Regions from separate parts of the Homo sapiens genome. Here region 1 is linked to region 2. A link is a loop called in an ENCODE intact Hi-C map of the cell type or tissue named here. Cell type or tissue: PC-3. All regions are shown on one strand. Each heading gives the region's core, and the rest is flanking DNA. Links, peaks and the distances in the headings are about the cores only. Region 1 has its middle 25 kb from the start of RAP1B. Region 2 overlaps LINC02384 (long intergenic non-protein coding RNA 2384).

What was found. A loop is a pair of places that touch in the nucleus more often than their neighbours do. Peaks named below come from ENCODE experiments on the same cell type or tissue, not always from the same donor. Only the 100,000 strongest peaks of a DNase experiment are listed, where the experiment ranks them.
Region 1: it touches region 2 in a loop (7-fold over the local background); 1 of 110 quality-filtered maps calls a loop at or near these places.

What each region holds. Positions count from the first base shown.
Region 1 is chr12:68,583,017-68,588,398 of GRCh38, forward strand. No RefSeq gene overlaps it. Among named protein-coding and RNA genes, the nearest start is that of RAP1B, 25 kb to the right of the region's middle. RefSeq lists an enhancer at 4,842-4,891. In PC-3, for the core only: a CTCF peak has its summit at 2,124; a DNase peak (open chromatin) is centred at 1,955; H3K4me3 peaks cover 733 bases; H3K27ac peaks cover 1,678 bases.
Region 2 is chr12:68,433,981-68,439,362 of GRCh38, forward strand. The region is part of intron 2 of LINC02384 (long intergenic non-protein coding RNA 2384); the gene reads right to left. Among named protein-coding and RNA genes, the nearest start is that of LINC02384, 15 kb to the right of the region's middle. In PC-3, for the core only: no CTCF peak of the experiment used is centred there; a DNase peak (open chromatin) is centred at 2,021; H3K4me3 peaks cover 810 bases; H3K27ac peaks cover 2,590 bases.

The sequences.
Region 1 (5,382 bases), core at 243-5,242, 150 kb after region 2:
AAAGTTAGCTGGGTGTGGTGGCACACACCTGTAGTCCCAGCTACTTGGGAGGATAAGGTGGGTGAATCATTTGAACCCGGGAGGCAGAGGTTGCAGTGAGCCGAGACCACACCACTGCACTCCAGCCTGGGTGACGGAGACTCATCTCAAACAAAAAAAACACAAATAATAATTTTTTAAAAAGAAGAGATGTAGATAGTGAATTCCTTGCTAATTGGTCCTTTCTCTTGGAGTTATTCCTCATGTTCTAGAGAAAAAGTATGTATAAAATTGTGGAAATATGGAAGTTCATCAGACTGGAGAGTGTATTAGTAGAGAACAAAATAAAAATTCTCAAAAATTACACAGGATACATTCTCAATTTCATCTTCTTGACTAAAGTTAGATACTAAAAAATTAAAATGCTAATTACAGTGGGATTCAACAGCAGGGAGGAGGAGAAAGTAACCAAAACTGATCACAATTTTATTTTCATTTAAATCACTTTGTTAATTGGGTTAGACTCCTACTGCTAAAAGGGGGAGGACTACAGAAGATTAGTTTATTTTTAGCTTGTTGCTATAAAACTCTTCTGTGCTTCTTTCAGCTCAGAGTCAAAAGAAGAGTAAATGTTTTCGAAAGTAACAGAACGTTAAGGTTGCACATTGGCATCTTTGTTCTAATGAACAGAGTGTGATTTGAAGATGGCAAACTTGGGTTTTGTACCATAACTAGCTCCAAAGCTTCTGGCTTATATAGGAGCAAGTTTTGCCTTTCCCATTGGTAATGTGTTGTGGTTGAGCTGTTAACAATACTAAAGCATATACTACATCCTTATATATATCAATTTCAAACTATTTACCTGCTCACTGTGTTTTTTTCTTCCATAAATAATGCACAAGAGAGTAAAGTATATGGAAGCCTTTTATTTTTCCATTAACATAAACAAAAAGGTGGGTGAGGTGGGTGACCCACCTACCTCAGCCTCCCAAAGTGCTGAGATTACAGACGTGAGCCACCACGCCCAGCCCTTTTGTGTTGTTCTTATTGTTCTCCTTGTCTCTATTCTGTGTGATAAGGTCCTCCAAGGTGCTGTCTATCCTTATTCCATCCTTGATTACTCCCCAGGACCAACCTTCAATGTCTTCCGCACAGTATACATTCAATAAATTTTGCTGTCATTTTTCTTTTTTTAAAAAAAAAAAGGAATTACACTACCTTACAGATAAGGAAATAGAAAAATAGCAAGACTTGTCCAAGGTCACACAGGTAGTAAAGGAGAAAGTGGCAATTTGCAATGCTGTATTATGGTCTTTGTCATTTCATTAAATGGGCCAATAAAATTATCCCCACCATTAAGTGACTTTATCAGATAACCTTAAGTGGAAGTTCCTAGATTTGGCTGGCTACACATGTGACCTCAGGCCATTCATTGTAAAGCCACAAATCTCATAGTCTCCGAGGTCACTAAGAGCTTTATTTCCTTGCCAGGAGCGGTGGCTCACACCTGTAATCCCAGCACTTTGGGAGGCCGAGGCGGGGGGATCACGAGGTCAGGAGATCGCGACCATCCTGGCTAACACGGTGAAACCCCGTCTCTACTAAAAAAAAAAAAAAAAAAAAAAATACAAAAAATACAAAAAATTAGCCAGGCTCCGTGCGGGCGCCTGTAGTCCCACCTACTCGGGAGGCTGAGGCAGGAGAATGGCGTGAACCCGGGAGGCGGAGCTTGCAGTGAGCCAAGATCGCTCCACTGCACTCCAGCCTGGGCAAAAGAGCGAGCCTCCGTCTCAAAAAAAAAAAAAAAGAAAGAAAAGAAAAGCTTTTTTTCCGTTTTCACTAGAAATGATCAGCACAGGGATTTACTATTTACTCAGATTTGCTTCGAGCATGATGTCAGTTGTCACAAGGTGGATGGGGCTGGGCTGCTCTAACCAGTATTTGGTGGAAGACTTCCAAAAAGTCCAGGTAATGCAGGAACTGGCAGGTGAGTCACTGTTAGTAGCCCGCACTAGGAAAGAGACCAAGCTGGAGTAACATGATCCCAGGGAATTGCAAAACAAGCCAAATTTGGCTTTTTCTCTCATCTACTCTTCTCTGTGCTGCCTCCCTGGTCCTGCTCCTCAAACTGCAGACCTGGTCATTACCATTCTTAGCTTCCTCATGCTCAAACTCTCTCTCCTGATTCTTCAGGCCCAGATATTAAGCTGATATTAAAAATTAAAACAAAAAAGGTCTTATTCTTGGCAAGTCAATTTCTTCTTTGCTAGGTAACATACATTCATTTCACTTTATTTATTTATTCATTTGAGACAGGGTCTTTCTTTGCCACCCAGGCTGGAGTGCAGTGGCACAATCACAGCTCACTGCAGCCTCAACCTCTTGGGCTCAAGTGATCCTATGGCCTCAGCCTTCCAACTGGCTGGGACTACAAGGACACATCAACATGCCTGGCTAAATTTTTATTTTTTGTAGAAATGGGTTCTCTCTCTTGCCCAGGCTGGTTTTGAACTCCCAGGCTCTAGCAATCCTCCCACCTTAGCCTCCCTAAGTGCTGGGATTACAGCCTCACTTCCCTATAGGCTTTAGAGCTAATGCCCCTGTTTTAATTCCCTAATCCAAAAATACCAAATACAGTTCATCTCCTGTTAATTCCAACCGATTGGTAGTGGGCCCTAGAATGGTGAGCTGATAAGGATTCTGAGGCCATGCATGGGCTCAGTGGTAAAGATTGCTGGGGCCAGGAGCCGTGGCCCATGCCTGTAATCCCAGCACTTTGGGTGGCTGAGGCGGCTGGATCACCTGACGTCAGGAGTTCCAGACCAGCCTGGCCAACATGGTGAAATCCCATCCTTACTAAAAATACAAAAATTAGCTGGCATGGTGGCAGGTGCCTGTAATCCCAGCTACTTGGGAGGCTGAGGCAGGAGAATTGCTTAAACCTGGGAGGCGGAGGTTGCAGTGAGCAGAGGTCACGCCACTGTACTCCAGCATGGATGACAAGAGCGAAACTCTGTCTCAAAAGAAAAAAAAAAGAGTGCTGGAATGGATGAGTGGTGGTCCTCTGGGCATAGACATGTCTGCTATACATTTGTCATTTCTGACCTCATAGGAAGTGCTTGCAATGGTAGGAATCTCCCAGACAGGCAGAAGAAAAGGATCTACCATAGCAGTCCCCTATGACCGATGCAGTAAAGGAAGTCAGACTATGTGGCATTCTGCAAATTGTGTAATTTAAGAAGCTTTAAACTCTACCATGTGCAGAGATAGTTAAGGCCAAAAACGCTATACAGCGTATACAATGTTCTTATGAGGGTTTTTCATTGTTGCTGTTTTTTGAGATGGAGTCTTTTGCTCTTATTGCCCAGGCTAGAGTGCAATGGTGAGGTCTTGGCTCACTGCAACCTCTGCCTCCCGGGTTCAAACGATTCTCCTGCCTCAGCCTCCTGAGTAGCTGGGATTACAGGCATGCACCACCACGCCAAGCTAATTTTTTTTTATTTTCAGTAGAGATGGGGTTGCATCATGTTGGTCAGGCTGGTCTCGAACTCCTGACCTCAGGTGATCCACCCACCTCGGCCTCCCAAAGTGCTGGGATTACAGGAGTGAGCCACCATGCCTGGCCGAGGTTTCAACTCACTTATATTACCTAAAAAGTACTGTTCTATTTTTATATTATTTCATTGTTTTGTTCAAAAGTAAAGGTTGGAGCTATATCTTTTGTTCCTAGTTATAAATTGGCTAATTACTTACTGTCTTCTTTTCTCTGTAGAGTCCCAACTAGACACATTATTTTAAATTTCCCTTTCTAAAAACAATGTTATCTAATGTCATCACCTAGCTACTACATACCACCAAGCTGAAAATACCAGAAGAATTGAAAAGCAGCTGGGTGCAGTGGCTCATGCCTGTAATCCCAGCACTTTGGGAGGCGGAGGCGGGTGGATCACAAGGTCAGGAGATTGAGACCATCCTGGCTAACACGGTGAAACCCCGTCTCTACTAAAAAATACAAAAAATTAGCTGGGCGTGGTGGGGGGCGCCTGTAGTCCCAGCTACTCGGGAGGATGAGGCAGGAGAATGGCGTGAACCAGAAGGCGGAGCTTGCAGTGAGCCGAGATCACACCACTGCACTCCAGCCTGGGAAACAGTGAGACTCCGTCTCAAAAAAAAAAAAAAAAAAAAAAAAAAAAAACAAACAAACAAAAAAAAAACCACAAAGAATTGAAAAGCAATCTTGATTTACCATGTAGTTACAGAAATATTAAATATTTGAGAAACAAATGACATCATTTCTTGAGAAAATTAGGGTATAAAAAAGTGCTCTATTTTACAGAACTGATGTGTTTCCAAGCAAGACCAGGAGCTACATTTTCATAAAAAGACATAAAATTTGCATTTGTTTTCTATTTAGTTTGCAGTGGTGCTGGAGAGACCACTGAAAATGGCAGAACAGCTACTATTGCCAATGTTCTTGTGGCCACTGCTGAGAATTTTGTCCTTGTCGTTAAAGAGGAAGCTGCTTCCAAGACTGTTCTCTAGAGCTTGACTAAGTAACCACTGTCAGTGTATTAAAACCACATTACCAGCACAGGGGAGCTCCCTGCCTCCACTGTCAGAGCTACCACAGTCACCATGTGCTATAGTTTGGATCTGTGTCCCTGCCCACATTTCATGTCAAATTTTAATCCCCAGTGTTGGAGATGGAGCCTGGTGGGAGGTGATTGGATCACTGAGATGGTCCTTCTTGAATGGTTAGCACCATCCCTTTGGTGCTGTTCTCATGATAGAGTTCTCGTGAGATCTGGCTGTTTAAAAGTGTGTGGCACCTCCCCTCTCTCGCTCTTGGTCCTGCACCTGCCATGTAAGATGCCTGCTCCCACTTTGCCCTCTGGCACCATGATTGTAAGTTTCTTGAGGCCTCCCCAGAAGGAGATGCTTCATTGCTTCCTGTATAGCCTGTGGGACCATGAGCCAATTAAACCTCTTTTCATTACAAATTAACCAGTCTCAGGTATTTCTTTTTTTTTTCTTTTTTTTTTTTTTTTTTGAGACGGAGTCTCACTCTTGTCCCCCAGGCTGGAATGCAGTGGCGCAATCTCAGCTCACTGCAACCTACCCCTCCCAGGTTCAAGTGATTCTCCTGCCTCAGTCTCCCAAGTAGCTAGGATTACAGGTGCCTGCCACCACACCCAGCTAATTTTTGTATTTTTAGTAGAGATGGGGTTTTACCATGTTGGCCAGGCTAGTCTTGAAGTCCTGACCTCAGGTGATCCACCCACCTTGGCCTCCCAAAGTGCTGGGATTACAGGCGTGAGCCACCACACCCGGCTTTTTTTTTTTTTCTTTTTTTTTTAGGCATAGTTTCACTCTTGTCATCCAGGCTGGAGTGCAATGGTGTGA
Region 2 (5,382 bases), core at 78-5,077:
GCATTTTTCACTATTCATTATCATCTCCTGCAGAGGGTATTAGAGAAAAAGAGGGGAGGTGAGATTCAAAATAAAATTCCAATAAATTATCATCAAGCACCTACTTTAAGCCAGATGCTGAGATAGGTACTGAGAATCCTAAATGAGTAACCACTGGCCCCTGTGCATAGGTTGCTGTCAGAAATGCTGCATTAAAGATATGTATAAAATACTACAAAACTCTGGTAAAAGAGTGATTCACCTGAAAAGGAGGGGAGGAGGTGAAGACAACAGGAAAAAAAGTGATACTTCCACTGGAACTTGAAGAAGTTGAAGTCCAGGAGGAAACAGATGAGTGGGGAAGAGAAGATAGGATGAGCGGGGGAACAGCAGGAGTGTGGGCAGCGGGGTTCAGAAGTGGGAAGGTTTCACTAAGGGCAGTGCAGGTGGTGACCACACATCCTGGTTTGCCTGAGTCAGTCCTAATTTATGGTCACTATGTCAGCATAATTAATATAGCACCTCCCTTTACTCTCAAAAGTATCCTAGTTTGGGTAATGAATTATATAGCCGTCTCTGTCAATCTGAGGCACATATGTCATCACTCTCCCCTCCTTTATCCATGGAAGATATTATTAAATTACCATGGTACATTCCTGGCTAGGCCTGGACTTGTCTTCAAAATCCTACTGAAAATATCACTTCAGGCAGTATCACAGATTGGAATTGGACCTACATATGTTTTCCAAGCTATGGGCCACAGAGGTTGCAAAATGGCAACTCACAGGCCATATCTGAACTGCATTTGTATTTTATTTGACCTACACAGGATTTTTTACAATTCTGAGTCAGCATTTACTACCATGGGATATAACTCAGAAACTCATATATCTAACTTTATTTGAGAAATGGGAAAATCCAGTAACATAAGACCTGTATTCCACGTAGTGGAACAATTGGCTGAAACTAAATAGCAAATATTACCCTTTTGTCCAATATCTACCTGTTGTTGTCAGCCTCCAAGCTGGTCCCCACTGATCCTCATTTCCTGGTATCCACATTCTTGTATAGTCCCCTCTCATGCTGTATCAAGTTTGATATGTTTGGCCAATGGAATGTGACAGAAGTGATGTTATTCCATTTCCCAGGCTAGCTGTCATTCTGCCTTTCTTAGATTACTTGGCTCTGGAAGAAAACAGCTGACATGTTGTGAGGAGAGGCCCACATGGTGACAAACTGAAGCTTCCAGCAATCACCATGGGAGTGAGTCTTTTTGAAGCAGAACTTCCAGCTCCATTCTAGTAGTCAAATGATTGAAGCCCCCATCAACATCTTGACTGCAAACTCATGAAAGACCTGAGCCAGAACCATTCAGTTAAGCTGCTCCCAGATTCCTGACCCTCAGAAACCATATAAGAAATGAGCATTTATTGTTTTAAGCTGCTAAGTTTTGGGGGCAATTTGTTACGCAGCAGTAGCTAACTAATACACCAACAAAATTGATTTTCTTATGATCTACTTGCCTCTATCAATTATTTTATCTACCTGGCTCTCAAGACAGTTGAGGTTACATCCCAGCTCTACAGAAAGAAATATTGTTGATGGTTTTAAGCAAGAAAGTGAGAAGGTCAGATCTGGCTTTAGATGTATCACACTGGCATCTGTGAGAAGAAGAAGTAAGAGGGAGGCTCAAGATCAAGTTTATTTCCTGAAAAACTCATAAGTAGACCTTGCAATATAGCACAAGGGGGATGTGACATAGAACCATGTCTAAGAGACTAAGCTTAGACTCTAGGTCAGATAATATAAGTTCAAATCACCATATCACCACTGAAGGATCATATATATTTTAGTAAGTTACTTAGGCTTTTATTTCCTTAACTGAAACATGGGATTAGGAAGGCTTACAGCTGCAAGTAACTAAACACCCGTCTACTCATAGCTTAAATAAATAGTTTATTTTTCCCCTATAACTGAAGGTAGAGAGGTAGGCAGTTGCTGGGAATGATTCAACTGCTCAGCAATGCCACCAGGATTCCAGGTTCTCTCTAGCTTTCAACTCTGCCTTTCTTAGCAAGTTGGCTCATTGCCTTGTGTTTCTAAGGTGGCTGCTATAGCTCCAGCCATAACATTTCTGTCTTAGGTCATAGACTTAAAACAGAAAGAAGCAGGGGCACGTCAAGAGCTTTAATCTAGCTATGTGTGTCTCATTTTATCAGGAAAGAAAAAAGCTTCCCAGAAGCCCCCAGCAGACTTCTGCTTACATCCCATTTGCTAGAACTGGATCACCGGACCTCTTAGCAGTGATGGAGACTGGGAACATGAGTATTTAATTGAATACATTGATACTCCAAGCAAAATTGCACTCTGTGGGCAAGCAAGAAGAGAGGAGAATGAATATTAGATATTCAGTTGCCCCGAGTGATAAAACTGACTTCAGAATGTTGATACAAGGGTTAAAGTAAGCTGATACATGCTTTAGGCTAACAGTGTTTGGCATGGAATTAAGTGTTCAATAGATTTTAGCTGTTGAAATTGCAATAATTCAGGCACAGAATATTCATCCTGGACTAGGACATGGAAGAGTGAATAATTTTGAGACTAAAGGACTTGAAAAGAAAGACAGATAAAATTATCAGTGGGAAAATAACTTTGGTTTTAATTGTTTTTTATTACCTTTCTTTCTCCTTTTGTCTTATAAGCACAGAAGTGGTCTGTTTATCACATCATCTTTTTTCTTTCTAATTATTTTATAATTGTGTATCTTTTGTTAGAATTTAAGTACTTTATTATTTTAAAAATCTAACTAAAGGAAATATAAACTTTGAGTTCTTTAATCTACTCAGTTGAAAAACCTCCTACAGTAACTTTAACTCTACATTCCAATTAGTAGCCTGCACAATTATATAATCATGTAATGCACAGCACTGTGACCTACTCTTCAGAAGATATTTGTTTTAGACATAGCTCGCCTATGTGAAGAAGTAGAAATATTGCCTCTGGTCATGCTAAAATTAATTGCAATATTTAAGTCATGTGACATTTAATGTTTCTAGAACTAGCAGGTAGCATAGCTCCCAGAAACCCAATTGCACATTGCCGAACGTGTCTCAAGGCACTTTCAGGTGGATCGGATAATGGGTGGAACCACCACATACTTTTCAACCATGAACAATGATTCAGGGGCCAGGATTTAGAAACCATGGGCAGCTATGTAATTGCATAGTGTTAGAAACAAGAGAGGTGAGTGGTGTGGAATATAGGTTTAAAAGAAAAGGAAGGTTCTGAGTGTATACTCAAAATAATTGAAAGCAGGGTCTCAAGGAGATATTTGTATACCCGTGTTCATAGCAGCACTATTCACAACAGCGAAAAGGTGGAAGCAGCCCAAGTGTCAATTGACAAATGAATGGAAAAGCAAATGTGATATATATGTACAATGAAATATTACTCACCCTTAAAAAGGAAGGAGATTTTGACATGATACATGCTACAACATGGATGAAACTGGAGGACATTAAGCTAACTGAAATAAGCAAATCACAAAAAGATACTGTATGATTCCACTGATGTGAGGTACCTGGAATAGTCAAATTCATAGAGACAGAAAGTAGAATAGTGGTAGCCAAGAGCTGGACAGTTATCGTTAATGAGCACAGAGTTTCAGTTGGGAAAAATGAAAAATTTCTGGAGGGGGATGACAGCAATGGGTAACAGCAATGTAAATGTAATTAATGCCACAGAACTGCACACTTAAAAATGATTACAATGGTAAATGTTATGAGTATTTTACCACAATAAAAAAAAATTTTTAAGGAAAAAAAAAAGAAAAAGAACTTGAATGTAACATCCCCACTTCACAAACTTAGCACCCCCGTCTTCCACTACCACCACAACCACCACCCACAAAGTCCTCTAAAAGTCTGCTTATTAAGGGGAAAAGAAGGAATCAAAATTGGGAAAGAGCCTTCCAAACTCTTCCAAGATCTGAGCAGCTTCTTTTAGTCATTCTGTTCTCTTTTTTATTTTTCACAATAAATATGGAGTGCTTTTTGTTTTTTGTTTTTTAGACAGAGTCTTGCTGTGTTGCCCAGGCTGGACTGCAGTGGCACGATCTTGGCTCACTGCAGCCTCCACTTCCCAGGTGCAAGTGATTCTCCTGCCCTAGCCTCCCAAGTAGCTGGGATTACAGGCGTACCATCAGATCCAGCCAATTTTTGTATTTTTAGTAAATATGGGGTTTCACCATGTTTGTCAGGCTGGTCTCGAACTCCTGGCCTCAGGCAATCTGCCTGCCTTGGCCTCCCAAAATGCTGGGATTACAGACATGAGCCACTGCACCTGGCCAATAAATATGTATTATATTTGTAATCAGGGGGAGGACAAGGAAAGAATATTATGGCAAAGGAAGAAGTGGCATAAATTCGTCTTCATCTCTGGCCTGAGGTCAAGGCAATTCTTCCCTCAGCCTCACGAGGCTTGAGTTTTTGCTCAGAAGCATGAAATATCATTACCTTTACCTTTCATAGCCCCAGTTTAGGATAAACTCTGGGTCAGCAGTTACATGACTGACCTGAAATGATTTCACTCTGCGGCTGGCAGCGCCAGACTCAGGAGTGACAAACTGAAGTAAATGACTGTGTGAGCAGCTTCTGGTGAGACCAAATAGAAGAACTGCAGCAGATAACTTACTCTTTTTCATTGTTTCTGATTAGATCTTTTCACATTTTGCTTTTGTTTTTGTTTTTTTCTTGGAAAAGACAAGGGTGTCTCATGGAGGCTTTAGGGAAATGGCTGAATTTTAAGGAAATCGAATTGGCTCCCATGATTATCTCAAAGGAGCTGTGGTCGTAAAAGTTAATTAAATTAGATTCATTTGCATATTCAAGACCATTCCCTTCCTTCACTTTAAAGGCAGAGAAAGAAAATGTGTCCCAGCCTCCTCACTGGGATTATGACACACAACATGTCCAGATCACTCTGTTTGTATGCTGGAACTTAGTCGGACTAGCAGGCTATTTTTTAAATCCTTTTTCCTAGCTTGTATTCTCCACATTTTAAGGTAAGTGTCAATACAAACGTTAAATTAGTATGCATTGCAGTTCTTGCTTTGAAATATAGAATAAATCCTTTAGAGAAAGAGATTGCCGTGCTTAAAGACTGAGGTAATTTTCTAAACAAAAGGTGAATTCAGAACACTAAGTAGAAGATGAACTAGCAACATTTACAGCCACAAGACTGTGTAGAAGCATTTTGCATTTGTGTATGTATTGGCAACAACGGCATCTATAGCTTTATTTATTATGGGTCAGAGGAACGGAACGATTGGACCCTAAGAGGATGTCTAGTCTACCCTGCTGCCTGGAGTAGGCCTAAAATAACCGGCTAAAATGGAACTCTGGC